Regions from separate parts of the Homo sapiens genome. Here all the other regions are linked to region 4. A link is a loop called in an ENCODE intact Hi-C map of the cell type or tissue named here. Cell type or tissue: Caco-2. All regions are shown on one strand. Region 1 has its middle 21 kb from the start of OR8G5. Region 2 has its middle 9.2 kb from the start of OR8D2. Region 3 has its middle 12 kb from the start of OR10D3. Region 4 has its middle 6.9 kb from the start of VWA5A.

Region 1 (8,000 bases), 170 kb after region 4:
CTGTTTATGGGGCTCTAAGAAGGCTTTGCAGGGAAGGTTACATGAGAGTCAGATTTTTAATGATGAACAAAATTTGTCATGGAAAAAAAGAAATGAAAGAATGAAGGAATATAAAGCAAATGGGTGATATGAAGCACTTCAAAAAGAAGTGGACAATTTGACATAGTCACGAGTAAAAGGGAGAAAGAAGGGACTGACATTTTGCTAACATAATTGTTAATCATGGCATGGGTTCATGTAATGTCAAAGAGCTTGATTTGAGTTAGAAAACCGACAAGTGGCAGCAAGAATCAATTCAATAATGAATGCACAACAGGGGTGCTTAAATGCTTTTGTTTAATATTTAAATCATTTGGTTTTCTTATCAGGCTATTTGTCTTTCTAGCGACTGTCATCAGCATCATATAGGTCCCATTGGTACAAGTATCTCAAAATCAGCAACTGATTATTATGCACAATCAATTGCTAGTTATCTTGGGCCTCTAATTGCAGCTGTTTTCCTGCTTGCCATCTTCTGTGAAAGAGTCAGTGAACAGGGAGCATTCTGGTTGGACTTGTAATGGGCCTTACGGATATGATTGCAGAGTTCACCTTTGGAACAGGGAGTTGCTTATCTTCCAGTGACTGTCCCAAGATTATCTGTTAAGAGCACTGTCTGTACTTTTCCATCATTCCTTTTTTTTTTTCTCTCTTTTTGGTGGTGGGTGGGGGGCAGTCTATACTGGCAGTCTTAGGAATCTCCCTCTTAACAAAACCTATTCCTAATGTACGTATTATCCTGAGCAATCTCATGGATATCTCAAGAAAGCTTATGACTTATTCTGTGGTTTGCGGAAGACAGGGCTCAAGCTGCCCAAGGAGGAGGAAGCCCCGAGAAAGAAGCTGTCATCTGAGAGGCCCTTGTGGAGGACTGCAGTAAACATCAATGTCATCCTCCTCCTGGTGGTGGTGGTCTTTGTTTATGGCTATTTTGCCTGAACTCTGAGCCACTAAAATACTTGATAATTATTAATAAGTAAACCAAGGATAATTTTATGAATTTTCTTATAGCTTCTTGTGTTGCAGAAGGGAGATGAGCAGTTGGTAATTTTGTCTAAGGAAATGACTAAAGACTTGATATTTTGCTTTAATTGTTTCTTTGTATCATTAAGAAAAAGTTGGGCCGGGCGCGGTGGCTCATGCCTGTAATCCCATCACTCTGGGAGGCTGAGGCAAGCAGATCACCTGAGGTCAGGAGTTTGAGACCAGCCTGACCAACATGGTGAAACCCCGTCTCTACTAAAAATACAAAAATTTAGCCGGACATGGTGGCGGGTGCCTGTAATCCCAGCTAGTCGGGAGGCTGAGACAGGAGAATCGCTTGAACCCAGGAGGCAGAGGTTGCAGTGAGCCAAGATCACGCCATTGCACTCCAGCCTGGGTGCAACAGGGCGAGACTCTGTTTCAAAAAAAAAAAAGAAAAAGACAAAAAAGAAAAAGTTGACAATTTATAAAACTATTAAGTGACCCTATAATGTGTGTAAACCAGAAACATAGGGTCTAAATTATTGTTTCCAGCTTTATTTTGGTATAATTAAAAAATAAAAATTGTATGTATTTAAGATGTAAAAAAAAAAAAGGAAGGAAGGATCGGTGGAAGGAACACTAGACAAGCGACTTAAATTTCATGACCAAAGAACACTATGGAAAGTTAAGGAGTCTTAACTGTAGCATATAGGCTGTGGATGATGGGGATGAATTCAAGGTGTTAAAGCAGAGAAATGTCAGGTGAGATTAGTTTGCACTGAAAATACCTGTCAGGCCAAAGATTACATTGTACATTGCGTTAGCAAAATAGAGACAGCTCTACTCTTGTACACTACTTCATATTTCATATCCACTGGGATTTGTATTTGGGCCCGGATCAGTCATCCTCAGAGGCCTCCTCTGCTCTGCAATTTACCTCCTGGATCCTTTTCCTTCTCTTTTCTGATCTCATGCAGCAATCATGTAATGAAGCTATGGAAAAATCATAAGATTTCTGGTTTCTTTGTTATTCTTTTTTTTTTTGTAGAGGTGGCAGGGGGATGAAGTTTCACTCCGTCACCCAGGCCGAAGTGCAGTGGCATGATCTTGGCGCACTGCAAACTCTGCGTCCCAGGTTCAAGCGGTTCTCCTGCCTCAGGCTCCCAGGTAGCTGGGATTACAGGCATGTGCCACCACGCCAGGCTAATTTTGCATTTTTAGTAGAGATGGGGTTTCACCATGTTGGCCAGGCTGGTCTTGAACTCCTGACCTCAGTTGATCCTCCCACCTCGGCCTCCCAAAGTGCTAGGATTATAGGTGTGAGCCACTGTGCCCGGCCTGTTTCTTTGTTATCTTTCCAATATATCACTGTGTTTTCCCTCAGTCAGAATTATCTTCTATTTTGTTATATATTACCATGTTGGCCGATGCACCTCTAGAGTTCCTTAATTTTCTAAGGTTAAACTGTTGCACATGTCCTTGTGCATGTTAATCTATGTGAAAGTCAGAAAGAGAAAAAGGTAAAGAGGTAAGCTTCAGGAGAAACAAAGAACCTCCTTTACAAAAGGATTTCTAGTCTGAGTGAATGGTAGGCCCCAAACAACTGTAACCTGTAAGAACAGATTAAGTGATATTTTATCTTAATGAATGGGAAACTTCATGGTTAGCAGGATGTGAGTAACACTCATGCACATAAACCGCAGGACCACTGGACTCATGATAAGTAGAACACTGAGAACCTCAATGTCATCTGTTTACAGACCCAAGTGATCATTATCACTGACCTCCTTTCAACCATCAACTTTTTCCAGCTAGTGGTTTACCATCTGTATAGACATTTATTTCCTGATTTATGATAATGTTAGTAACATGTTCTCCTAGGGACCTCCAAAATCCAAATATAAATGTGTAAGCAGTCTCTTTTCCTGCCTAGACTTCATAACACAATCTTATGCAATTTGCCATTTACTTCTCTGCTCAAACATTCTCCATCTGCTAGGCTGTCTCCTCCTCCTCTTCCTCCAAACCACCTCTCAGTTGAATCTTTAATCATTCTTTCAAGTACATCATTTTTTCTGAAACTTTTTAAAAAATGATTAAAATATGAAATGAAAATGAGATATGTGGAGTGCCAGTTAAGAGGGTAAAATTGTGTCATCAGAGAATATTACAAAGCGTACTTTGTGCTCATCTCCCCTATTTTGTTTTCCTAAGTGGCACTTTTTTAAGTGAATGAAAATGACCCTAGAGTGGCAAGATGACAGACTAGATGCAGCCAAGAAGTTTGGCTCGCATAGAACATGATTTCAACTACACCAACATAACTTGAACACTTATTGGGAGAGAAAATGCTCAATGTGAATGGAGAAAAGATGCAGTCCCTAAGGCTGAAGCGAGGGGAAACTGGGAACCCTGATTGGGGTGCCTGAATGCTAGGGCTGGTTCCTGGCCATGAATGGTGCCTGGGAAAGGAGTGAGTGAAGGGACTGGGGGGCTTCTTGCTCTCGCTGTGGACCTCTGGGGTCTTATCTGCAGGGGATCCCACAGCCCTAGGGACATGTGAGCTGGCAAAGGGTCTCCCTGAAGATTACACAGAGATGGAGACAGAGCTGCAACAGGCACACAGCTGGGAACCTTTGAGTGTGGGTCAGCTCCGATAGAGCCCAGCCATAAGCACCTACCTTCTAGGGCTGCCCATCTCTCTCTCAGAGGCTCTGGCCCCAGAGAGAAAGCAAGGCCTGCTTCCCTATGGGACTGGAGCACACCTGTCCTGCAGGCCCACCTGCCCATCAACTCCTTCCAGTGCTCCTGCCTGGCTGCCCCCTAGGAGTGTGTATACAGTGCAGTCTCTGCTGCCCAGCTTGGGTGCTTTGCTCTACCTAAGTGCATTCTGGCAACCTAGCAATCCTTTGAGTCCCCCCAGCACACCGGGAATTCAACCCCAAGGGTCCAGAAGAGGGAGCCACAAGAAGGTCATGGGCCCCAGAGCCGCAGCCCATGGCTCAGGAGTACAGAGCTGGGATCTGGGCTAATGAGGGAGTAGCCCACACTCGGAAAACAGAGGAGGTAAGTCACACAGTTTGATGGGCTGGTATGAGACCTAGGTAGGCCTCCCCCAACAGGGCTGGTTCGTTAAGGGTATGGTCTATCTCTGTACCAGACCTCTCCCCAAGGGTGCCCCACAGGCTGAAAGACCTAACAACAACAACAAAATCACAGCCATAGTGCCAGTGATCGGAGGTGGCTCCCCAAAGGCCCAGGAGTGGACCTGGGCCCAGAATCGGACCAAAAGAAAGATGGGGTCACCTCTCTCTCCTTGGCACTATAGAATACAGCTGCAAATGCAAGGATACACAAAGGAACCCAGCCTCCAGTAAGAGCTGGTCTACCCTCTGTTGCTCTTATGTGCCATCTACTGGATCACAGCCCAAAGTGTAACAACAAAAAACAACTAATTCTCCGGGGGCTGTGAAACCAAGGACAAGAATTCAATTACAAAGACCCTGTCCACAGCCTTACCCTCTGAAAACTTCCAGAAATGAAGCCAACTGACTACACTCAACTTACACCACAGTTAAAGGAATATACACCTTTCCAGATGAGAAAGAAGTAGCACAAGAACTCTGGCAATTCAAAAAGCCAGAGTGTCCCCTCACCTCCAAATGAGCCCATTGGCTACCCGGCAATGGTTCTTAACCAGTCTGGATTGTCTGAAATGACAGTCATGGAATTCAGAATCTGGATGGTAAGGAAGCTTATTGAGATCCAGGAGAAAGTTGAAACTCAATCCAAGAATCCCAAACACCCAGGAAAACAATCCATTGTAAGATTGTAAGTAAAATATCCATTGTTAGAATGACGCAAACTGAACCTCCTGAGTTGGAACATTCACTACAAGAGTTTCATAATACAATCAGAAGTAATAACAACAGAATAGACCAAGCTGAGGAAAAATTCTCAGTGCCTGAAGACCAGTCCTTTGAATCAAGTCAGTCAGATAAAGAAAAAAGGAATTAAGAAAAATAAACAAAACCTATGAGAAATATGGGTAAAGAGACCAAATCTATGGCTCACCAGCATTCCTGAGAGAGAATAAGGAACTTGGAAAATGTATTTGAGGATATAGTCCATGAAATTTTCCCTAATATCACTAGAGGTTTATATGTAAATCCAAGAAATACAGAGAACCCCAGCCAGATACTATACAAGACAACCATCCCCAAGGCTCATAGTCATCAGATTCACCAAGGTCAATACAAAGGTAAAAAAAGAAAAAAGAAAAAAAAAAAATGGTTTTTTTTTTTGTTTTTTTTTTTTTTTTTGAGACAGAGTTTCACTCTTGTTGCCCAGGCTGGAGTGCAATGACATGATGTCAGCTCACTGCAAGCTCTGCCTCCTGGGTTCAAGTGATTCTCCTGCCTCAGCCCCCCAAGTACCTGGAATTACAGGCGACCGCCACCACATCTGACTAATTTTGAATTTTTAGTAGAAATGGGGTTTCACCATGTTTGTCAGGCTGGTCTTGAACTCCTGACCTCAAGTAATCCACCCACCTTGGCCTGGGATTACAGGCATGAGCCACTGCGCCCAGCCAAAGGAAAAAAATATATAAAGACATATATTTTATAAAAAAATATAAAGACAACTAGAGAAAAGGGGCAAGTCACCTACAGAGGGAGTCTCATCAGTCTAGTAGCAGACCTTACAGCACAAACCTTACCCAGAAGAGACTGGGGGCCTATTTCATCAACCTTAAAGAAAATAAATTCTCACCAAGAACTGCATATCCTGCCAAACTAAGCTTCATAGATAAAGGAGTAATAAAATCCTTCACTGACAAGCAAATGCTGAGGGAATAGGTTTCAACTAGACCAGCCTTACAAGAGGTCCTTAAGGGAAAGATACACATGGATTCAAAAGAACCACACCTTCTACCGAAAAAGTACACTTAAGCAATAGCCCACGGGCACTATAAAAACAATCAAGTCTACATAACGGCCAGCTAACAACACAGTGACAGGATCAAAAGCACACATATCAGTACTAACTACATCAATGTAAATAGGCTAAATGTTCCACTCAAAAGACACAAAATGGCAGGCTGCATAAAAAGACAAAACCCAACCATCTGTTGCCTTCAAGAAGCCCATCCCATATATAACAACACCCACAGGTTCAAAGTAAAAGGGTGGAGTGAGATCTACCATGCAAATGGAAAACAAAAAGAGCAGGAGTGGCTATTTTTATATCGGATAAAACAGACTTGAAACCAATAACAATTTAGAAGGACGATAAAGGGCATTACATAATGATAAAGGGTACAATCCAACAAGAGGCCCTAACTATCCTAAATATATATGCATCCAATATTGAAGCACCTAGACTCATAAAACAAATTCTTCCTGGCCTACAAAAAGACTTAGACAACCACACAATAATAGTGGGAAACTTTAACACCACACTGACAGCATTAGACAGATTGCTGATGCAGAAAACTAAAAAAGAAACTCTGGACTTAAACTCAACACTTGGCCCACTGGATATAATAGAAATCTACAGAACACCCCAATCTACAACCACAGAATATACATTCTTCTTATCTGCACACAGAACATATTCTAAGATTGACCACATGCTTTCTTATAAAGCAAGACTAAATAACTTTTTGTAGAAAAATTGAACTCATACCAAGCACACTCTCTGACCACAGTGCAATAAAAAATGGAAATCAATAACAAGATCTCTCAAAACTACACAACCATTGTAAAAGGGGTTGAGTTCTTGATTTGATTCTTCGCTTGGTTGCTGTTGGTGTACAGAAGAGCTACTGATTTGTGTATATTAATCTTGTATCCAGAAACTTTGCTGAATTCTTTTATCAGTTCTGGAGCTTTCTGGAGGAGTCTTTAGGATTTTTGAGGTAAACGATCATATCGTCAGCAAACAATGACAGTTTGACTTCTTTCCCAATTTGTATGCGCTTTATTTCTTTCTCTTGTCTGGTGGCTCTGGCTAGGACTTCAAGTGCTATGTTGAGGAGGAGTGGTAAGAGTACTACAAAAAAGATAAAATACTTAGGATTATACCTAACCAAGGAGGCAAAAGACCTCTACAAGGAAAACTACAAAACACTGCTGAAAGAAATCATAGATGACACAAACAAATGGAAACACAACCTGTACTCATTGATGGGTAGAATCAATATTGTGAAAATGGCCATAATGCCAAAAGTAATCTACAAATTCAACACAATCCCCATCAAAATACCACCATCATTCTTTACAGAATTAGAAAAAACAGTTCTAAATTCATATTGAACCAAAAAAGAGCCCACATAGTCAAAGCAAGACTAATCAAAAGGAACAAATCTGGAGACATCACACTACCTGATTTCAAACTATACTGTAAGGCCATAGTCACCAAAACAGCATGGTACTTATATAAAAATAGGCATATAGACCAATGGAACAGAAAAGAAAACCAAAAAGTAAGCCCAAATATTTACAGGCCAACTGATCTTCAAGAAAGCAAACAAAAACATAAAGTGGGGAAATGACATCCTTTTCAACAAATGGTGCTGGGAAAATTGGCTAGCCAGAGAGAATGAAATTGGACCCTCATCTCTCACCTTACACAAAAATCAACTCAAGATCAATTAAGGACTTAAATATAAGATCTGAAACTGTAAAAATTCTAGAAGATAGCATTGGAAAAACCCTTCTAGACATGGGCTTAGGCAAGGATTTCATGACCAAGAACCCAAAAGCAAATGCAATAAAAACAAAGATAAAAAGCTGGGGCTTAATTAAACTAAAGATCTTTTGCACTGCAAAAGGAAGAGTCAGCAGAGTAAACACAAAACCCACAGAGTGGGAGGAAATCTTTGCAAACTATACACCTGACAAAGAACTAATATCCAGAATCTACAATGAGTTCATACAAATCAGCAAGAAAAAAACAAACACTCCCATCAAAAAGTGGGACATGAATAGACA
Region 2 (8,000 bases), 220 kb after region 4:
GTGATCAGAGACCATTGACGTCAAAACATAGCATTCAGAAATAACAAAAAAAAAAAAAAAGAAAGAAAAAAAAGCTGACATGCAACCCGCATAGGAAATAATATTCTTCTCTGTTATGAAGTTCATCAGCATTTTTGGAATAAACACAGAAGAATAAAAGTGGTCTATAAAAGCTAAACTAAAAAGAAAAAAGTACATGGGTGCATGAAAGTATGAACTGAACACAATCAGAGTTACCAAGCCCAAATTCCCCTACCCAGCAACCACACCCATTACTAGAAACAGGAAGAACAGGGGCGGTTGGAGATCTGTCTGGTCTTTTAACCCCACCAGAATTAATTCAGCCACAGTAGAAATATTTCCAGGAGCCATTCTTCTCTATGGAAAGCTGTGGACAAAGGAGAAAAGTGTTGCATTAGAGGACAACCCAGCTCTTCCCACAGTATTTTCTCCCACAATGTGGGATATTGTTTGAAACTAGCCCAACCTGGATCCTCAGAATCTGGCTTTACCAAAGTCATGATACTTGGGTGACACTGACTTAGGCTTTTTAGAGTCTTATTAAACTAGATAGAGCAAAGAGCAGTGCCACTTTAGCCTACAGCCAGTGCTGCCATATGCAAACATGATTGCTGAAAGACCAAGGGGTAAGGGAGAAGGGTGGACTAGGACAGAATCCGCATTCTCTCATCTCATCATTTCTTCATTCACTTGCGTCCTCCCGCCTCTCATCAATAAAATTAGAGGCAGAGGCCATAGGACATACTCATTGTCATCTGTCCTTACATCTAAAATTGGCCATGTGACATAGCCACATGATTAAAGGGAGAAGGGAAGCCATCGACTAGCTTCTGGAAAGGATTCACCTCGTGATAGATATAAAGAGAGGTATGTATGGAGAGCTGTATTTCTTGTTGCCTTGTTTCCATCTTTGGGTACAGTTGTGTTTAGATGTCATTCATGGAGCTATGACAGCCATTTTGTGATTGTGAAGTGATAAGCCTGAGGTCTAAAACTAGCAGACTGAAGACAGTGGCATGAAAAGCCCTGGTTGTTGATGAGAATTGCTTAGTTGCTAAATCAATCCTAGGACACGCTCCCTCCAGATTTATTGTTACATGAGGAAAAAATAGTTCCTAATTAAAATAGGTTTTTATTGGAACATTCTATAACTTGTTGCTAGAAACTTTCCAACTGATATCATCAACTGGAGGCTACGTTCTTGAGATATTTTTTAAAAAATGCATTATTTTAAGAAATGAACACCTTGGAGGAGATGATTTTCTTTTCAATAAATATTGAAGAGTAAAACTAATTCAGTATGATGAGTAGAAGAGTTGTACAGTTTCAGGTATTAACTTTAAATAAAATCTTTGGTTCTTCTTATTAGTGTTCCTTGCTTATTATACCATTGGGGTCCTTTTTTAACTTTTAGGTTCAGGGCTGCATGTGAAGTTTGGTTATATAGATCAACTCATGTCATGGGGGTTTTGTTGTACAGATTATTTCATCACCCAGCTCTTAAGCCTAGTACCCAATAGTTATTTTTTCTGCTTCTCTCCCTCCTCAAAATCATGCAATTACATGGAAATTAAACAACATGCTCCTGGATGACTTTGGGGTAAATAAAGAAATTAAGACAGAAACCACTGTGGTCTTAAAATGTAAACATTTTCCAACTTTTTCTGTATTTTTAATTGTGAGACACTGAGTTTAAAAAAATACTAAAAGTGCTTAAAAACACTTAAACCAATTAGAATAGTCCATTCATGATGTCTTATCAGCTACATGTTGAGCATCTCAAATCTGAAAATTCAAATTTTCAAATGCTTCAAAATCTAAAACTTGTTTTTCTTTCTTTAAACTTTTTTGTATTTTTCCATAAGTTATTGGGGTACAGGTGGTTTTGATCACATGAGTAAGTTCTTTAGTGGCGATTTGTGAGATTTTGATTTACCCATCACCTGAGAAGTATACACTGCATCCTATTTGTAATCTTTTATCCCTCACCCCCCTCCCATCCATCCCCCCAAGTCCCCAAAGTCCACTGTGACAGAGCAGGAGCACCATCATCTCAGTCACTTTAAGTTCCAGCTCCCTTTCTAGCCTCATGGATTTCAAGGAAATCACTTCTCTTCTAACTACAAGAAGCCAGAAAGAGCAGACAGTAAAACACAGATAAGACAGCTCGGGCACAGAGGAAGGTGGGAGGAAAGTCTTTTGGGTAACTGCCAAACTTCAATAGTCCCCAGTAAAACAATGGGCCTTAATAAACACATTCCTTTCCCTTCAGGTATGCTAAGATAGGAAAGCTAAAAGCAGACTCATGGGGTATTCCTGCAGCTGCAGAAAGATGTATGGGAACAGACACACAACTCTCCCTCCCAGATGAGCACAACAAAGAAACACAGAAGCAGTCCAAGCCTCTGATAAGCTCTCCCACCCTGAATCCTTAAAGAAACTGTCTGTAAGAGAGTGTGGCTCTGACCTAACTCAGCCAGAAGCCCCTCTCAGGTTTGTTTTCTAAAATAAACCTGTCATTGTTGACTGTTGAGCCACACTTTGTATTTCTTTCCTCTTTCTTTAATTCTTACATATTGTATCATTCTTATGCCTTTGTGTCCTCAAAGCTTAGCTCCCACATATCAGTGAGAATACACGATGTTTGGTTTTCCATTTCTGTTACTTCACTTAGAATAAGTCTCCAGTCTCATCCAGGTTGCTGCAAATGCCATTAATTCATTCCATTTTATGGCTCAGTAGTATTCCATTGTATAAATATATCACAGTTTCTTTATCCACTCATAGATTGATGGGCATTTGGGTTGGTTCCACAATTTTGCAATTGTGAATTGTGCTCCTATAAACATGCATGTGCGAGTATCTTTTTTGTATAATGATTTTTTAACTCTGGGTAGACACCCAGTAGTGGGATTGCTGGATCAAATGGTAGTTCTACTTTTAGTTCTTTAAGGAATCTCCACATTGTTTCCCATAGTGGTTGTACTAGTTTACATTTCCTCCAGCAGTGTAGAAGTGTTCCCTGTTCACCGCATGGAACTTCCTCCAAGATAGAGCATATGATAGGTCATAAAATGAGCATCAGTAAGTTTAAGAAAATTGAAATTATATCAAGCATTCTCTCAGACCACAGTGAAATAAAACTGGAAATCAACTCCAAAAGGAAGATTCAAAACCATGCAAATACATAGAAATTAAATAACATGCTCCTGAATGAGCATTGAGTCAAAAACGAAATCAACATAGAAATTTAAAAATTCTTCAAACTGAATGACAGTAATGACAAAACCTATCAAAACCTCTGGGATACAGCAAAAGCAGTGCTAAGGGGAAACTTCAAATCCCTAAATGCCTACATCAAAAAGACTCAAAGACCACAAACTAACATTCTAAGGTCACACCTCAAGGCACTAGAGAAACAAGAACAAACCAAACCCAAACCTCGCAGAAGAAAGGAAGTAACAAAGATCAGAGCAGAACTAAATGAAATTGAAACAACAACAACAAAAAGAAAGATAAATGAAACAAAACACTGGTTCTCTGAAACTTTTTGAGCACCAACACAATGCTCAGAGAAAATGTTCATTGGAGCATTTGGATTTCAAATTTTCAGACTTGGCATGCTCTACCCCTAAATATGTAATGCAAATATTCCAAAATCTGAAAAGATAAGAAATCCACAACATTTCTGGCCCCAAGCATTTTGGATAAGGGATATTTAACCTGTATAACCAGGACAGAATCGTCATTCTCTCCTCTCATCATTGCTCCATTCACTTGAGTTTTCACTTCACCAGGAAAATTGGAGGTAGAGGCTTCAGCAACCTGGGTGCTGGCTTCTAATACAGATTAGACCCAGGTGGGATGGGAACAAAGAACACTGTTTCTAATCCACAAAGGACCAGCATCTAGAAAATGTTAAGTTACTGCACATGTCATAGAATAAAAGACCTACATCTAGAACAGGGAGAGTTCTGTTTATGGAGAGAAATAGTAGTAACTGAGGTACTACTCTCCCTAAGGTGCCTAATGTCTATGAATCTTCTCTGATCCTCCACCATTTTACTTAAGTGTCAGAAATGCACAAAATGGGAAAGAAAGTGGTGTATCTAAGTCTTAGATTACCGCTTAAAATGAGGAGGACCTATGCTAAGTGAAAGAAACAAGACGCAGAGAGAAACACTGCAGGATCTCACCTATACATGGAATCTAAAATAGTCAAATTAACAGGAGCAGAAAGTAGGGTATTTATGGGTTTCCAGGGGCTGGTGGGAGGGAAAATTTTTGCTAGATCTTAAAATTCTCCACATATTTTGGAATATAATCCATGGCAAAACAGAGGGAGCACTGGATCTTCAGGAGAAAGCCCTACAAATGTAAATTGCCATAAAAATAAGAATTTTCTTCTGTACCATAATGAATACAGTGTGAAAAATTAAGCTAATGCTCCCTATGAATTAAGGCGTGTAGCCATGTGGCTGAAGTGGTCCATATTACAGCATGGACATTTTCTCATGTGGAAATTAATGTTTCAGTAGTAACACAGGTAAATAGCACCCTCTGATGGGAACTATTGACTTAGATAAGATTTGTACTAATTAAAAGAAAAAAGATGTTCTAAGGAATAATCCAAATGAAGACTCTTAAGTAGGATAAAGCATTGAATTTTGCCTCAAAACTCAATTAAGATTCTTGGAATATATGTCTAATTTTAACAACTGAAGAAAATATTACAAAATGCAATCTGGTAGAAGAAAAGTTTGATAAGTATTTTGTACTCTCCTTTCACTTCCCCTTCTGTCACTATGAAAAGCATTTGAGCTCATGCGTTTTACAAGCTAAGGCAGTTCTTTCAGAGTGTTTCAAGAAAAGAAAGCACTGAAGAACTCTTCCTCTTTCCTCCCCACCTTCACTCTTCCTGTTCTGGATGATAACAAATGATGAATATAGTCATCTGCAAGCATTTTACCACCACCTGTACCTTTATTTTTATCTGTTAACCAATGGGAATAGTAGCCCTTAAAGAACAGATACCAAATTAGCTGAGTATGGTGGTAAGTGCCTGTAATCTCAGCTACTCAGGAGGCTGAGGCAGGAGAATTGTATGAACCCAGGAGGCAGAGGTTGCAGTGAGCCGAGATCATGCCATTGCACACCAGCCTGGACGACAGGGCAAGACTCCATCTCAAAAAAAAAAAAAAAAAAAAAAGATGCCAGTATAGTAAGAAGCTCATATAAATAACAATTGAAGAAACAAAAGAATTAGCGAATAGACACAAATTCACTGTACTTACTAGATTATACATGCATGCACGCATGCACACACACACATAATTTATGGTCAGTTTATTTTTGAGAGGGATGCCTAGACAATTAAATGGAGACAGAACAGTCTTTTCAACAAATGGTGCTGGAATAACTGGATGTTCATATTCAAAATAATAAATTGGACACCTACACTATAAAAATTAAAAGTATAATCATGCCTCTAAATGTAAGAAGTAATATTATAAAGCTCTCAGAAGAAAACATCAGAAAAGACATTATCAAGAGAGTTAAGAGACAATCCACAGAAGAGAAATGTTTTCAAATCATATATCTGATAGGATCTAGTATTCTGAATACACTGAGTATTGTAACAGCATAAAAATATTAAAAGACAACCCAATTTTAAAATAAGGACAGGATTTGATAAAACATTTCTTCAAAAAGATATTTAAAAAAGCAAATAAACACAGAAAAAGATGCTCCATATCACTGGTAATGAGGGAAATGTGAATCAAAAACACAATGAAATATTACCACACACAAACACTAGGATAACTATAATTATAAAAAATAAAAGATAATACCAAGCACTGGTGAGATGAGGTTGTAAAAGTTGTCACTGGTGGGAATATCAAATAATGCAGTCACTTTGAAAACCAGTCTAGCAGTACCACAAAACATTAAAAATAGAATTACCATATAACCCAGTGTTTTCTCTCCCAAGAGAAATGAAAACCTATGTCCACATAAAAGCTTGTATATGAATGTTCATTAGCACCATTACTCATAATAGCCAAGAACTAGAAAAATCAAAATATCCATTAACTGATGAATGGGTAAACAAAATGTGGCATATTCATACAATGGAATATTATATGATAAAAGAATGAAGCACATTTATAAGTTACAACATGGATAAGCCATGAAAACGATATGCCAAGCGAGGAAAGCCAGTCACAAAGAACATATGCTATATTACTCCATGGATATAAAATGTCCATAGCTGCAAATCCACAGACAAAACATCCCTAGAAAGTAGATGGGTCATTGTCCAGGGTCGGGGTGGAAGATAGGAGGACAATGGCTAAATGGTTTGGGGTTTCCTCTGGAGGTGACATGAAGGCTCTAAAACTGATTATGGTTATGGTTGCACAGTTCTGTGAGTAAAGCCAAAACCATTGCATTGCACACTTTAAATGTGTGAATTACGTGGTGTGTTAGTTTTTATCTAAAAAAAGCTGTTTCCAGAAAAAAAGAGTAAACTTTACATAAACGAAAACATGAAATAAAACAGAAATCAGAAAATATTTTTAAGTGAATGAAGACGTAAATACAACATATGAAAATACATGAAACATAGTTAAATATAGTGCTTACATGGCAATTTATGGCATCCAAGTGCCTATATTGGAAAAGAAGAGAGATTTCAAGTTAGACATAAACTTCTATCTCATAAAATATCCAGAAAAAAATTTTTAATTCAAAATAAGCAGAAAATAAGAGTAAAGATAATGGTTGAAAAAGTAGGAAATAGAAGAATATATAAATAAGTTCATTTGAAAGCTGTGCTTTTTACATCAATAAAAGTGATATTCCTCTAACTAGACAGTTTGGGCAGAAAAGGAAAAGACAAAAATTAGCAATATCAGATACATCAGAGAATGTGGCTACAGAGCCTACACACATTAAAGGAAAATAAGGGAATATTATGAACAAATTTACAGTTATTTAATTTGCAAACCAATGAAATGGACCAATTATTGAAAGATATAAATTGCCATAATTGGGCAAATGAACTTACATAAGATGAAAAAATATATATGCCCTCATTTTGATACCCTTAAGCTAAGCACAATGTTATATAATATATGACAAATGTATATAATGGGATTATATATTGACTTTTATCCTCCTATAAACACCGGAGAAAATCCCTCAACTCATACTTAGTAAATGAGAATACTCTCTGCCCTGGTCTGCACTGGATTCTTCTGTATGTCTTATACTACTGCTGCTCCTCTTCCGTATAAGCCATTCTGTATTAACAAGCTGTTCCCGTAATTCGAGGCTTTATTCTCCGTCTCTGTTTATAGATTAGTTAATTGTTCCCTTTAAGTAGAGCTCGGGCTTTGTAAACTTATTGTATTATGAAATATAGCATACATATATATAGATGATATAGATGTAAAAGTATATAAAATATGTACTTCAACCAATTTTTATAAAATGAGCAGCTTTTAACCACCACACAGATCTATAAGTAAAAAATCACCAGCACCCCCAGGGCCCGCCATGTGCTGCGTCTTGATTGTAGCTCCATCTATTTTTACATTCCCCATCCTGATTGTGTGGCTTTGCTTTATAACTTTATAACTAACGAGAGCATCTTTGTCATCTGTATCCTGCTCAGAGAAGGACAAAGAGAAGGTGGAAATGGCACACATTTGCCTTGAAACAGTGTGCATCACGTCTGGAACTCAGTCACATGCAAGAGCACACTGCAAGAAAGACTGGGAAATGTATGTTTTGGAGGAAGATTGAACAGCAGTAATCTCTGCCACACTGGTATATAATGATAGTTATATCATTATATACCAGTGTGGCAGAGATTACTGCTATGATATAACTATCATTATATCAGTGTCTGCCAATTATCATCAATGTGAGATTAAATAAGACATTAAATGTAAAAATGTACTGCTCACCCTGGA
Region 3 (8,000 bases), 86 kb after region 4:
AGCATGGAGAAGTGACCAATTATTTCTGCCTAGGCTGTTTGGGAAGGCTTTGCAGGAAAGGTGGGATGTGAGCCAGGCTATGAGGGATGCATGGAGGGGAGTGTGAATAAACATCAGACAGAGGGTTAGAAAGTGCGGAATCAGAAAGCAGGGGACATCTTGTGGAAGCATGGGTATGTACCAAGCACACTATTTCCAGGGAGAACGATATTGTTATAATAAAAGATGATTGGAGGCGGAAGTGAAAGACAGGAGAAAGCAGGAAGAGAGAAGGAGATGGTAGAATGGAGCCTAATCATGAACGAGTTTCTTATCATGAAGTGCCCTTTGTAGAAAAGGCCATATATTCAGATTTGCCAGGATAGTTTATACATGATTTTTAATAGTGTTAACACTCTAAAAAGTGTTCTGATGTGTAAAATAAATTATGTGGACACTTTACTTCTCTATGAATCAAAGGAGAACTTGGCAATGAAGATTCAATAAAAGTGTGGAGGCTGGTTATGACTTAGCTCAGCCAAGAGCATTTGCAAGTCCAGCCAGTGCCAAGAATAGAGTGGGCAGAGCACTCCACCAACAGAATGGAGAGGAATCTGCTCTCTTCTACCCCTGTGGGAAGTACCTAACACTTAACACCCACTGACCTCTGCACCATCAGATGTAGGTTGTACCAACTCAGCCATTTACCACCAAGGACTCTTTCTCCTGCATTATTGGAGCGCATGCAGCAACCTCATGGCAGGACTAAGACTGGATCAGAACTCTAGTTTCTCTGCCCTACATTATGTGAATTATACCACTTAAACTTTTTGCAAATGTGAGTGAATCATGTTATATTTTGTTACATACTACTTGTTATATGTTTAAGATCATACATAACATGGGCTCTTAATTTTCCAAACTTAAATGAATCATGCTAAGCCCCTGTGCATGCTAACCTACTTATGTATTAGTGATAGTAGACACTGAAGCATAAGCCACAGGAAAATCGAGCATCTCTTTTAAAACACATTCCCAACTCATGATAATCCCCACAGAGGATCAGATAAAGAGATGCTCAGTTTTATCAAGTGGAAAGTCTCATAGTCAGCAAGATATGGTTGACACTTATGCTCATAAGACACATGACCAGGAGGGTACTGAAAATCTCAAAGTCATCTGCTCACAGATCCAATGATCATTATCACAGAGCTTCTTTAAACTACCAAACCTCTCCCATCAGTGGTCTGAATCCTCAGATCTACTGGTTTATTTCCCAGTCCACTCTGTCAAAATTGTTCTTTCTAGCATCCTCCAAATAAATAAACACGAAGGCTCTTTCCTCCTAGATTCCATGACACCACCCAGTGATGGCTGCTCTCCACCTCTTTCATCAGATCTGTTCTGTAGCTTTGCTTACTTCTGTGGGAAGTTTGCTGCATACTTCAGGACTTGATCCTTCCCCCAAAACTTCATCTAATGAAATTATTCACTTCATGATTCTTAGTTGTGACCCATACACTGTTCATTTCTCCTTGAGCTCATGGGCAGGGTCTCCGGATAAATCTTAGATATTATGAAGAAAAATACCTGGATCTAAGTCTGCTTTGTTATGGGGAAAATTATGAGAGTAATTCTACTTATCTCATGGAACCGTTGTGAAAATTACATAAGAAAGTATATCATCAATCAACAAGTGAATAAAGAAAAGGTTATATATATATATATACACACACATATACACACACACACACACACACCGTGAAATGGTGTATATACAGTATACACTATTGTATATATACAATGGAATATACTACTATATTATATATTATATATATTTTATATATTATAATTATTATATATAATATATATAATATATATAACATATATATATCATGAAATACTACTCAGCCCCATAAAAATAAATGAAATAATGGCATTCGCAGTAACCTGGATGGAATTGGAGACTATTATTCTAAGTGAAGTGACTCAAGAATGGAAAATCAAACATCACATGTTCTCATTCATATGTGGGAGCTAAGCTATCAGGATGCAAAGGCATAAGAACAATGAATTGGACTTTGGGGACTCAGGGTAGGGGGTGGTGAGGGATAAAAGACTACACACTGGATACAGTGTACACTGCTCGGGTGATGGGTGCACCCGTCATCACCCATCAGCACTCTCAGAAATCACCACTAAAGAACTTACTCATGTAACCAAACACCACCTGTTCTCCAAAAACCTATTGAAATAAAAAAGCTAAAAATTTTAAAAAGAAAGCAAATAAATGCAAGATTGTGAGATGTCTTATCATTTTAAAAAATAATGAAGTAAAAGGCAATACAACTATTCAAACAATTATGTAAATAAATTCTGTTTTGCATTTTAAAGAGAGAGAGAGAAAGAGGGAAATAGAGTTTCTCAAAGGAGGAAGTCTTTATACGTAACAGATTCACTGAGGTTAAGCTCTCTTTTGAGTATAGCTCAAGAGTGGAAGGGCCTGACTAGTTAGGTTTTGTTTTGGTCCCGCCACCTTAAATAATTAATCCCGGGTGAGAGTAGTCAACCCTGTTCCTCAATAGGGCATTTCAATACCTTTTTCTTTTAAATTTTAAACCACAGTCATCTAGTTACAAATATTTCTGAAAAAAACTAACCTAATTGCTTATATTTCTCAATCATGATTTCATTTCTGTAATTTCACTTTGTTTTTTTAACTGCTGCCAGTTTTGCCATATAAAACATTGACAAAATCATTTTGCTCTCTTGCTAAAAATTTCTTTGGTATGTTTCCATTTCCTATTGATGTCAAGGCTGACTATATTGAGTTTAACATTTGAAGCTTTTTAACATCTGGTTCTGATCTCTGTCACCAATTTTATTCCTATTTCTCTTTTATTTTTGACTTCTCCACAAGCCAACTCAAACTCCTTTGTAATTTTCCAAACCAACGCTGACAACATGGTCTGGATTCTCCAGTTCAGTCCTAAATTAAGCTATTCTGTTGCCGTGTTAGGCCATGTTTCTCACATTGTGCTCTATCGTGGATCCTGAATTTTGGTGTATTTCTCACATATTCCCTGCTTTTGATGACTCTGAGTCCTAGTCTTCATGTGGCCTCTGTTTGGGATGTCAGTTTCGTTGTTCTCCATAGGACCAAATTATGCTCATTTTTCAGGACACCATCCAAACATTGTTTTCTTGCCAAAGCTTTCCTTAATGCTCCAAGCTAAAAGAAATGTTTCTCCTTTGAAATCTCATTTTCTTTGGAAGTACATATACTCTTGACAAATACCACCCATCTGAGAAAAAACAGTATGAGTGAAGTGAAATAGGATGACCATAGTTTTTAACTAAACAGAATACAAAGATCTAGAAATTTATATGAAATAGTAAGACCAGAGTCAACCTTACAGTAGTAGATCTGATGTTCAGTTTCAGCAAGTTTGTAATGAGAGTTTGAAGTACACTCACAAACTCTGATAAGTAGTTACATTTATGATGACATGAAAACTCAAGACATTTATTGCTAACTGATCCATAGTGGTTGTGACAATTGGGGAACAAAGGTCACCCCTAAGACAATATATACTCAATATGTCTCAACTGTATGCTTCATTTTAGAGAACAGCAATCTTTGATAATTTTTCATATAGTTCTAGTTATAGCTGTGCATTTAGATAAAGGGAAGTAGTAAACATACAGGGTATGTTAGATTTTAGAATTGTATATTGTAAATTCGTAATGAATCTGAGAATATGAATTTGCCACTCCTGGTCATAAGAATGTTTTCTTGTTTTGATTCTTAGCAACCTAGGAGCTGAAAAACTTGGAATTTCCCTTTGACGGATATGCCAGTAATAGGATTTAATCCCCTCCCTCTTTAGAGTCTCATGTTCCTGTAATATGAGAAAAGGGGTGACTGCATTGGGCTCCGTGCCTCTGGGCAAGCTCTCTATCACAACATGGGAATGTTAAGCGCATAACCTACCAAACTGAAAGCAAGTCACTGGGCACAGTCTCCATTGCAAGTCCCGGAGGGTGGAAGGGAGGTCTGATCAAGAATGAGAAACTTGCTTTTGTCCTCTCCTTGCCTTTTTGGCTGTGATCCAAAAGAAGGACATGCAGGCTCTCCTAGAATCTTCAAATCATCCCTAGTTCTTCTGATCTTTTCCCCGGTCTCTGTCCCTGCACTAATATGACAGCCATGGTCCCTATCTCCTATTTAGTCTATATTAGCTCTACAGATAGGATTCTGGCAGCATGTTAGTTATGTGATGCAGTCTAAGAAGTCAGTAGCTGGACAACAAATTGTGCCAGCCTGGAGGCCACATGATAATCCGTATTCTGCAAACTGTGCTCTATCGCCCCCTGATGGACATAGGATCATCTCCAACCTTAGCACAGAACGACCAGTTCTCCTTGGCTTTAGGGGTAATCATGATGTGTGCTTTTGGAAGGGCAGGGACAGAAGAGGAAATTTGTTTTACAAGTTCATTGGTAATTTGGAAGAAATGACAACCTCTGCATAGATATTTACACGCAGAGTAGATCTGATCATGTTAATTCCCATGCATTAAAATATTTTATGTCTCCTTACTAACTTTAGAGTAAAATCTACTCTAATATGATATACAATGATTTTTATAATCTGTCTGTATCTCAGTGCCCAGTCTCATGGCCTTGTCCATTTTTCCCATCAGGCCTTACACTCTAAACTCACCAAATTATTTGTCATTTTTCCAAAACTAACTATATCAAACTTTGGTATATTTGGATAGGCTGTTTCCACTCTCTGGGATGCAATTCATTGTTTTCAAAATCTGTCAAAATTCTCCTGCAAAAAGTCTGACTTGATACTGGTGAGAAGACATAGGCTATGCTTCCTCTGTATTCTAATTTTAGATGATAAATACCGTAATATTTCACCTTACATTACATTGCACTTTCCAGGCTGTGTTTCTAATTTCTACGTATGTTATACTTCACATATGCTGAAGGGACTCAATTAAAAGAAGATAAACTATACATACATTATCAAATAATGGAGAAGATATAATTTATATTTCAAAATATAAAATATATTCCAAAATATAAAATTTTTCGAACAATAGTATACAAAATTACATGTAGGTTTAAAATTGAATCGAACATGTAGAAACATATCAACATGATCATTTCAAACATGTAATGAAATAAGTTACAATTAATGCAAAGAAAATTGAACTAATAAATATAGATCCTTAATGTGACTATTAATTTTGAAAAATATAGTATACAATGTGACATGATGATACCATTTTATATCTACTGAATAAGCAAACTAATATTAAATAGTAAATAATCAAACTATATATTAACAAAGCTACAGAAGCCCCACAACATTTTTACACTACTGGTAGCATTTATTGATTTATGTGTTCATTCCAGGAGTATTTATTATCTATTCTATGTTTTGTATAGTGACAGGAGTTGAATTTACAAGTCCAACAAGGCATTTACCCTACCCCTGAAGGTGATGATTGCAACAATATATGAACACGCAGGATTTTATGACAGCACTTAAGAGGAATACCTGTCTCAAAATGGGGAGAGATATGAGAAAAAAACATGCAATAAGGGAATAAATATTAAATTTTATAACAGATAATAAAAGTCAGCTCTGCAAAAAAAAAAAAGTCATGGAGGAAGAAAAAGAGCAGGATTTGTGAAAGTACAAAGGAATAAAGCAGCATGGTTCATTCAGAAGTTTAAAACACATTGGTAACATCCTTCAGAAAAGGAACTTTTAAATACAAATAAGATAAATTGATATGTTTATATACTTTGGCCCTAGGAGTCTAATATTGAGAAATTATTCTAAAGGAAAAATATATGTAATGCCAATTCATTTCAAATGGCAAGAACAATGGCATTTAAATATTCAGATATGGATAACATTAGGCAAAATATAATGTGTTGACTTAATAAAACATATGGTCATTATTATTGGCTATCAAAATTATTTTAGCAGCATGGAAAAAGGATTATAGAATAATTTAAGTTAAAAGAACAAAATAGTACATTTCTCTTACTAGGTCTTAAAGATAGTCTCTTGTATTCTTTTCTAGAAGCTTTATAGCTTAATTTTCTCTGTATCTATGACCCATCTCAAATTAATTTTTGTTTGTGGTCTGGAGTAAAGATTGATGTTCATTTTGTCCCCATGTGAATATTCAGTTGTTTCAGCATAATTTGTTTAAGAGACATCTTTTCCTACTGAGCTGCTATGAGGTTTCAGTCGAAGAATGATGGGTGGGGCTACTTTGGACTTTCTCTTCTATTTCTTTGATCTGTCTATTCTTATGTCAATTTCACATTGCATTGATTATGGCAACTTTACAGATAATCTTTTTTTCCTTTGTCGGTTTAAAAACATTTTATTTTATAGGCATACAATTTTAATTGCCTATATTTCAGGTGTATAACATCATGTTTTGTTATCCTTGTACGTAAACACAGTGAAATGATGACTACAGTGAAGCAAATCAACATTTCTTCACATTTACTTTTGTTTGTGTAAAAGGACCTGAAATCTACCATCTTGGCAAATTTACAGGATAAAATATGTGATATGCACATTAGTCTTATTTATCCTACATAACTGCAACTTTGTACCCTTTGACCTACATCTCCTCATCTTCCCCCAACCTGGTCCTGCCCCTAGTAACAACCTTTCTACTCTGTTTCTGTGTATTCAGTTTTTTAGATTCTACATATGTGAGATCATGAAATGTTTTTATTTCTGTACCTGTTTTATTTCTGTTTTTTCACCAGCTTTATTGCGGTATGATTGACAAATAAAAATTGCATATATTTAGGTTATACAATGTGATGTTTTTATATACACATACATTGTGAAATGATTACCAAACTCAAGATAATTAACATATTCATCACCTCACATAGTTAGATTTTTTTGTATATAGTGAGAACACTTGAAATCTGCTTTCTTGGCAAATTTAAGATATAAAATGCGTTATTATTAGCTATAGTCATGATGCTGTACTTTAGATCTCTATTACTTGTTTGTCTTATAACTGAAGGTTTGTACCCTTTGGCCAATATCTTCCCCTTTCCCTGACCCATGTCCCTGGCAACCACCATTCTACTCTGTTACCATGAGTTCAACTTTTATTTTTTTAGATTCCACATATCAGGGAGATTATGCAGTATTTGTCTTTCTGTTTGGCTGATTTCACTTAGCATAGTGTACTCCAGGTTCACCCATGTTGCTGTAAATGGAGGGAACTCCATCTGTCAATGAACACTTAGGTTGTTTCTGTATCTTGGCTACTGTGAATAATTCTGCAATGAACCTGGGAATGCAGATACTTCTACGAGCTATAGTAATCTGCCCTGATCCTCGGGGAATACATTCCAAGACCCTCAGTGGGTACCTAAAACAGATACAGACAGGAGGCAGGGAATACTGGGTTGAAAGGGTGGAGTCTCTGGCGAGGGTTCCACCCTTAAGCCTGGACTCATGGCCCTAAATGAGAACTTCACATCCCAATTTTCCCGCCGGAATGTTGCTTTTTCCAAAACCACCCTGTCCTGCTCTGCCCCACACCCTGTACCCATAAAAATCCCAAGCTCCTCTAGCAGAGAAGCACAGCATAGTGGCAGAGAAGGAGAGAAGAGAAGAAGCAGCTGGACTTTGGAGAAAAGCAGCTTGACTTTGGAGGGAAGGCTTGATGGTGGGACTTCAGAGAAGAGATTGACTGTCCCCAGGCGGGACTCCAGGGGAAGATTATCTTCCCACTCCATCCCCCTTCCAGCTCCCCTTCCCTCTGAGAGCCACCTTCACTACTCTATAAAATTTTCCACATACACCACCCTTCAATTCATTCATGTGACCTGATTCTTCCTGGATGCTGGACAAGAACTCAGGTACCAAGAGGGCAGGGTGTAAAAGGCTGTCACCCTGACCCTCCACTGAGCTGGTTAGCACTTAGCCATCTGTGAATGACAAATAC
Region 4 (8,000 bases):
TGATTTGCTGCTTAATGTGTAACCTTGGGTTCATTATTTGAAATATTTAATCCTCAAAACTCTTTTCTACATTATGTAAAATCTACTTTATAGGGGTGATGTGAAGATTTAATAAGATGATGTACGTGAAATGCTCATCACAATGCCCAGAAGACAGATCATGCTCTATGAATGTTAGTTAATATTCTTCTTCACAAGGTGGAAGAACTGAAATTCTTATAGGCAGAAAAGGGGAACAATTATATTTTAATTGGAGCAAAAAGTAAGGTAAAATTGAATGTTGATTTGGACAGAGAGGAACTATTGAAGGGTGCTTCTTGGACTGCTACAGATCCTCTTTATCCTCAACCAGGAAATATTGGCTACCTATTACAGGGACAAAAAATCTATCTCCAAGTGCTTGCTATGCCCTTTGGATTCCTTATCCAGAACTAAGAGACAAAGAATAATGTTAATTATGACATTTATTCCCAATAATAACTCATAATTTATTCACAAACAGTAAGTAAAACATTTCAGAATACTCTTTTCAGGGACCTTTTCACTTCCTTGTTCCTTAAGGAATAGATTAACGAGTTCAGCATGGGTGAGACAACATTATTTAATATTTGCACCTGGCACCAAGCAAGGGGTTGGGTGTGGACTTCAGATAGATGATGATTACAGGTCCATAGGCACAGAGGATTGCAACAAGGTGAGCACTGCAGGTGGAGAAGGCTTTCTGCCTGCCCTCTGATGAGCGGATTCTCAAGATGGCAATCCCAATGCTAGTGTAGCAGACACAGACACTGATCAAAAGTGTTAAAGCCAGAAAGCCAACATTTATGGAACCCACCCTCTGGGCCAGGGCACTGTCAGTACAAGCCAGGGGTAAAACAGCAGGAATGTCACAGAAGAAGTAGTCCACCTGATTGGGGCCACAGTAGGACAACTGAAAGGTAAAGGAGGTCAGAATGGTGGCGTGAAGACAACCCACCAACCCGGCACCACGACCAAGCCGACACAGACTCCAGGCTTCATGATGAGCATATATCTCAGTGTGTGATGTATGGCAACAAAGCGATCATAAGACATCACAGAATAGAGGCAGCCTTCAGCAGAACCCAGCAACTGATAGAAGAAGAGCTGTGAAGCACATCCCTTAAAAGAAATGACTGGGCTCTGGCCAGAGAGATACAATAGCATCTTGGGACATGTTACAGATGGGAACAATATGTCAAAAGTAGACAGGCGTCCCAAGAAGAAATACATAGGAGTGTGAAGAAACAATCGCTATAAGGATGAGTAAATTTCCAAGTAGGGTGAAGAGGTAGATGAATGAGAAGACAGCACAGAGTACAGCCTCCAGTCCCTCTGTCTGAGGTATTCCCCGTAGAATGAATTCATTCAGCAATGTGTGATTCCTCATGTTCATGGAAGGGTAGTCTGGGTTTTCACAAAATGTGTGAAAATATGAATGTGGAGGCTAATTGGGATAAACACAATACCAATACATTCATTGGCACCAATTTTTGTTTAAACATTAAGTTGATGTTGAAATTAAGAATTAGAAATTATTCCAAAGACATTTAGGAATTAGTAAAGCATGCATAGGCCTTCATATCTTCAGATATATTCCTTCATGAATATAGACACAAAACAAAATGAAACATTAATATGGTGAAATGTTGGATGGGCTAAGAAAACAGAGAACATAATTAATGTCCACAACAAATTATACAGTAATGAATGCCCTAAAAAGACCAACTGATAAGTCAGATCCTCCTGATTCCTCTTCAGAATATTTCTACAGTTACTCAAAGATGTGATCAGATGCCCTAATTATTCACCAAAAGTCAATTTGGTCATTGACATGTCTAATAAGAATGATGGATTGAGATACAATGCAATGAGCTTTAAGATTTGGGTTGTGTTAATATCATTCTAATTATAGATAAACTTTTTATTTTTGGCATGTTCTTATTTGGAAATATTCATTTGTCTGAAAAGAAACTAACAGTGACTGATTTGGTTATTATTCTGAGGTTTTAAATTGCTTAGAGATTAGCAGCTGAGATATATTATTATATCCTAGTTTTAGGTTTTAGTGAAGTCACATCATATATAAAGATGCAGATATGAAATATTTAATCTTTGCTAATGATTGGATTTTTTGAATCCTTAAAATAATGAAATTAAATATTTCAATTCAGAAGCTTTTTGTGTGTTTTTATCTTTAAAATTTTTTTTTATTATTTTGTTGTGTAAGAGCGCTTAACATGAGAAGTACTCTGTTACCAGATTTTCAGTATAGAATACAATATTATTATTAACAATATGGGGACAATACTGTACAGCAGATCTCTAGACTCATCTTGCATTACTAAAACTTTAGAGCCATTGATTAGTAACTCGGTCTCCCTGTCTTCCCTGCCCACCCATGACAACCATCATTTTGCGCACAGCTTCTATGAATTTGACTGTTTTATTTTAAGGGAAAGAGGTAACTGTATAGGCTGAGAACATGTAACTGCCGCTGGGATATGACAGTGCTTGAATACAAAGGCTCTTGTGAATCATCCAAGAAGGATGTTTTCATTTTCAGTTTTTACTTTTTTGATATATATATTTTTGATATTCCCAAATATCAAAACAAATAATTGCCCTTATCTCTACTTACAATTCCTGGTCAATTTCTCTGATCCTCTTTATAAGTAATAGTTATTGATTGATAATTTTAGCCTCTAAAAATATGGAAGTGGTAAGATAGATGAATATCATCCATATATACACAGGAAGTACTGAAGGAATTGAGTTCAGGTTCTGTTAGACTTCCAGATCCCTGAGAGTAGTACCTATAATTTGTCATTGAATCTGCAGCACGTGTCACAGTGCTTCTGAATAGCTGGAATTTAAATATTTGTTAGAGGAATGAATGAATGAAAAGTTGGAAATTAATTTATGGATATTATCTGACTGTGAGTTCTATGAAGAGACCATGTTTATTCTTGCTCATCATTGTATCACTAGGATTTAAGAAGTAGCAGCACCCAACAAGTGTGTTTATTTCGATCAAATTTTTGGATGCTCTAGAATTATTCCTTTGGTCCTTCGACTATTTTAAGTCTTTTTTCTTAACCCCTGCAAAAAAATGGTTATAGTCAGCCTACTTTTGGCTTCAGATACATGCCTAGTAAAAGGAATTTAGATATTCATTGAAATGTAGAGTATCTAATTGCTGAACTAGGAGAGATAGGATGAGGCTTGAATATCTTTGAAATTGCTGTAACTCATAAGTACCTCTTGCTGGAGGAGAGTTAAGGAAGGCAAATGGACCTTTCTGAAGAGAGGGAAAAGAACAAAATTATGATTAGTGGAAAGTTCTGTCACAGCAACAACTAAAGAATGTGAAAAGGAGTTATTGTAAACAATATCTTAAATAGGACAAAATTATTCACACAACCTTAGGTACCAGCTTTAGATCCTATGTCTTAGATCATGTGATAATCAAATCTGGAAAAGTGTTATCACAACATATTAATGAAATTGATGCAATCTATTATTGTCTTAAGGCATCAAGTCTATAGAGATTCTGTTTATTGTATTGGGTTCTTTGAATTTTGGGGTCCTTTGGGGTTTCTTGTTGGGGGAAAGCTAGTATTCTTCATTCCCCTCCACTACCCCACCTCCTTACCCCAGGATCCTTTTGTCTTCTTCCTCTGGGGGATCATCTGGATCTGAAATCAGTTTGTATGTGTGCCTTAGTTGTTGAAGAACAAGTGCATGGCCACTGGGTGGCCTCCATGATCTGGATTAGTCATCTCTTCACATAGGTATCTTGGGAGGTTTCTGAACAATTTCAGTTAGGCTCAATGAACAGAGGACAAATAGAGTTAACTGCTATGTAGTTATTTTAATGCATTCCTAGAAAAAGACGTTTAATAACTCAGCACAGAAAAGTGGAGTGTAATTTGTGACTTTTAAACTAAGAAAATCTAGGGGATAAATGGAAAAACTAGTTTGATGTTGGAAATCAAGATCAAGTCAATGGGAAAATATTGCCAAAATGTGGGATGTTCTTATAGTTGTGCTTGGTATATAGTGAGTATCCACTAATGTTTGTTTTTGATTAACTGAGATAATACTTACCTCACAGAATTGTGTAAGGATTACATATGATGATATTCCTGATATAACCTTGAAAAAGATAGAGAATTCTATTGTTCTCTGCTTGGATGAGAGGAGCCAATAAGGCAATGTTGATAAGGAAAGACAAGATTTTAAGCCAGGCAGATTTTGTTTTACATCTAGGCTCTTGCTTACTAATTCTGTGACTCTGCTATGACTTCCATTTGCTTATCTCCAAAATAAGGATAGTATTACATTCTAAGGGTTGTTTGGCAGACTGAATGGGATAATGTAATATAAGGCATCTAATAGGGTGTCTGATATATTTCAGATGCCCAGCAACTTTTACTTAGTCCTTTACTCTGACAAGGGTAAAAATATTCTTGTAATGTATTGACTTAATATCAGCATGAGTACAGCTAATGCTAAGTAACTCACAGTTTGGGGAAGTGTTTAGAAAATACCCCTGAGCACTGATGGAGGTCTCCTCTGAATTATATTGAGGTGCAAAAATAATATATGTGATAGAGGAGATTGGAAACCATGGCTTAAGTGCCTCCTGCATCCTCCACACCCCACAAGAAAGAACCCCTCCCAATCGTTCAAAAATGAATTATGCTAATACATGGTATCAGTGATAGACAAAGTGAAATGTGAGTTACTCAGCTGTTGACTCGAAAGCAGTACAATATAAACATGACTTTCTGTAAGATAAAAATTCAAAGAAAAGGAGATCTATGAGAAATAGCTCATGAAAACGATACCATTTCAGGTTGAGATTTTATTAACCATGACTTTAAGAAATTTCTGTCCTTATAACTTCAAATATTATTTTTTAAAATTTTAAATATTTAAGTTCCTCACCATTTCTAGACCCACAACCAGACAGGTTCACAGCCATCAAAGAAATGAGGAACTGAGAATGATAATTTAAATAGTAATTTAGGGTTGCAACCATAATAGAAATAAATATAGCTTTCCTAGAAGATTCTATTCAAATCCAAACATTTGTCTAGAAAAGAGACATCATAGAATATTAAAAAGAACTTAAATCAGAGGTTTAAAGATTCAAGCTCAAGTTCTGCTACTTGGTGGTGTGACTATGGGCCAGTAATTTATATTCTCTGAGCCTCGGCTTCCCATCATTACAGAAGCAGAAAGTATTCCTTGCACCAGTAGCCTAAACCTTAACTAGGCAGCTAAAAATTATCATTCAAACTAGGACACTTTAAGAGCAAAGGGGAGCACGATTAATAATTAAGGCGGGACAATACAGGTAAAATAGGACAGTTCTTTGTGTTTCACCCACCTGTATTTTGATATCTACACTATAATTGTGCTTCTTGAATATGTGGAATGTTCTTATAATTGTGCTTGGTTTATACTAAGCACCCACTCATGTTACTATTAACTGAGATATTTATCTTACAGAATCGCTGTAAAGATTAAATATGGTGATGTTCATGAAAGAGTTTGATACCTAATAAGATGTTATATAATAGTTCATTATTATTATATTTACTGTGGGGAGTCCATATAATATATATATAAATAATGAATATGTAATATTCATTATTATTATATTTACTATGGGGAGTCCCATGCTAAAGAAGATTGGAAAACTCTTTAGCATGGGACTCCCCATAGTACATATAATAATAATGAAAATGATAGTCAATGTCTTAAGCCTGAATGATATCACTAGGAGAGATTGGTGTAGTCAAGACAAAATAGTACTGGAGGCCAAACATTGAGAAATACTACATTTTAGGAAAAGGAGAAGGAAAGGGAGTCATTTAAGAAGAAATGTACATATCCTTCAGAGAATTAGGAAGAGAACCAGAAGAATGTCTGTTATATATATATTTGTCTGCTAAAGATTATTTATTTTCTCCATGTCAAGGAATATAACCAACTAAATTTTAATTCTAAGCAACTCTGTGGGGCTTGGAATGTGATGGATGCTGAATTCATTAGTAACAACAAAAGGAAAGGAATCAAGAAATACATTCCTAAATGCTGTATGAGAAGGTGAGTGGAGGAAAAGACTCTGGCTGCCATATAGAATGAGAAAGAAGCACTTCACGGTGATTTCTTCTAACAATTCTTGCTACTCAGGTCTTTGGAGTGAGGAAAACAAGTAAAAATTAAGGAAGTTGAGGAGAAGCTCTGAATACTTACATAGTCACAAGGATCACGACCAGCTCAATTAAGGAACACAAATGTTTTTAACCCTTCTTTTGTCTTCTGTTTCTTCTATAGAGTATGGGGCTCTCCATCCCAAACATCTCATTTCTCAGCGTGCCAAGGAGTTGGGTTTGAGTTCTCCAGTTGCAGACCCCAAACGGCTTTTTCTTTTTCATTCAGAACCATACAGAAGATATTATACATCTGATGGCTGCCCTATGGCCTAGGATGACTTCCTCAGAGTTAGCGAAAGTGAAAATATCCCCTACCTTTGTGGAATTTTAAATGGTCTCATAGTCCCCTGGAGCCTCATCTATGATCTATTCTGAGACAGGGAGCAGGAGCCCTCTGAGCACAGGGATCAATTAAATGGCAGATATTGGAAGAGTTTAGGAGTTAGCAAACAGGATGCAGTAATCACGATACCCTTTAAAGGAACTGGGAATCAAAGAGCTGTGGATCCCTCCTGACCACCCTATTTTTCTGGTTTGGGTAGATATCTCATCAGTCTCTTTTGTTCTGTGCAGACTTCAGGGATTTGGCCTACCAAATCTGTCATTTTTCCAGTTTCTACCCATCCCTATACCTCTTATGGCTGTGGAAGAAATTATAACATAATGAATAGAATACTCACTTTGGAGCCAGAAGGTTCTGAGTGCGAAGAACAAGTTTGTTTCTCATTAGCTATATGTCCTTGAGCAGGTACCTGGTGCTCTTTGAGCCTTCACTTTGTGTTGTGTAAAATGCAGTTATGATAGTATTTCACAGGGTGATTTTGAGTGTTTAGATAATGCTTGTAAACTTTCTGACATACTGTGTACCCATGAGATTTATATTTCTTGAAATTGGATAAACAAAGATTTCTCACCTCTTTAATTTCATTGTTAGAATCCTTCCTTTTGCTTTTCCCCCCACTTGCTCTTTTCCTCTTTTCCTTCCCAATTTTAAGATGAGGGTTTTTTAAAAACAATGGTGGTTTTGTTTTGTTTGTTTTAACGATGAGTAATTAAAACCAAAAGATGGTGAGCAGAAAAAACTACCAAACCAAAACTAAAATAATGTTGCCAGATTTAGAAAAAGTATAAGAAATCTCAGAATCCTTTTCATGAAAGTAGCCTTTCTATGTGGAAATCTAAGTGGCATATAGTTTTCCAGATTCTCAAAATTCCGCTGGCCAACCCAACAAAAGGAAAGTGGAACTAACATTTAGAGAATGCCAACTTGTGACATATGCCTTAAAACTTATTTCATTTAATGATTACAACATACATATAGACTAGGTATTATCAGTTCATTCTACAAATGATGACATGGACTCGGAGTAGTTAAATTGCTTTCTCACAATTATACAACTATTAAGAACTAGAGGTAGGACTCAAGCCCCAGACTGAATCTAAAGCTCATAGACTTAATTATGTGACAGACCGAGGTAGATCCTGATAAATTAGAACCTGGTTTCTTGTTTTCTCTACAATTTTCCGAACCTCTGGATGAGCAATATATGTTCTTTACAAGCCCTCATAGATTTTTAGACACTTGAGCTGCATCCTGCCTATCCCCTTTGGCATTTGTCTAGGCTTTGGGTTTGTCAGGAGCATATTTGCTTGTAATCGATGAAAATTGTTACTTTTAAGCAATGGTCACTCTCATCCAAGAAATTTCTGACAAACTACTAAGTGATTTGTGATCACAGACATTATTCCTGT

The links. Peaks named below come from ENCODE experiments on the same cell type or tissue, not always from the same donor. Only the 100,000 strongest peaks of a DNase experiment are listed, where the experiment ranks them.
Region 1: a loop joins it to region 4, with 15 times the contacts of the local background. A loop is called at or near these places in 3 of 110 quality-filtered maps.
Region 2: a loop joins it to region 4, with 11 times the contacts of the local background. A loop is called at or near these places in 5 of 110 quality-filtered maps.
Region 3: a loop joins it to region 4, with 12 times the contacts of the local background. A loop is called at or near these places in 13 of 110 quality-filtered maps.

Annotation. Positions count from the first base shown.
Region 1 is chr11:124,273,604-124,281,603 of GRCh38, forward strand. It overlaps the pseudogene SLC5A4P1. Among named protein-coding and RNA genes, the nearest start is that of OR8G5, 21 kb to the left of the region's middle. In Caco-2, a CTCF peak has its summit at 4,406 (motif pointing left); a DNase peak (open chromatin) is centred at 558.
Region 2 is chr11:124,325,416-124,333,415 of GRCh38, forward strand. No RefSeq gene overlaps it. Among named protein-coding and RNA genes, the nearest start is that of OR8D2, 9.2 kb to the left of the region's middle. In Caco-2, no CTCF peak of the experiment used is centred here; no DNase peak of the experiment used is centred here.
Region 3 is chr11:124,190,965-124,198,964 of GRCh38, forward strand. No RefSeq gene overlaps it. Among named protein-coding and RNA genes, the nearest start is that of OR10D3, 12 kb to the left of the region's middle. In Caco-2, a CTCF peak has its summit at 4,325 (motif pointing left); a DNase peak (open chromatin) is centred at 4,337.
Region 4 is chr11:124,104,561-124,112,560 of GRCh38, forward strand. It overlaps the pseudogene OR10N1P. Among named protein-coding and RNA genes, the nearest start is that of VWA5A, 6.9 kb to the right of the region's middle. RefSeq lists a silencer at 3,562-3,856. In Caco-2, no CTCF peak of the experiment used is centred here; a DNase peak (open chromatin) is centred at 3,768.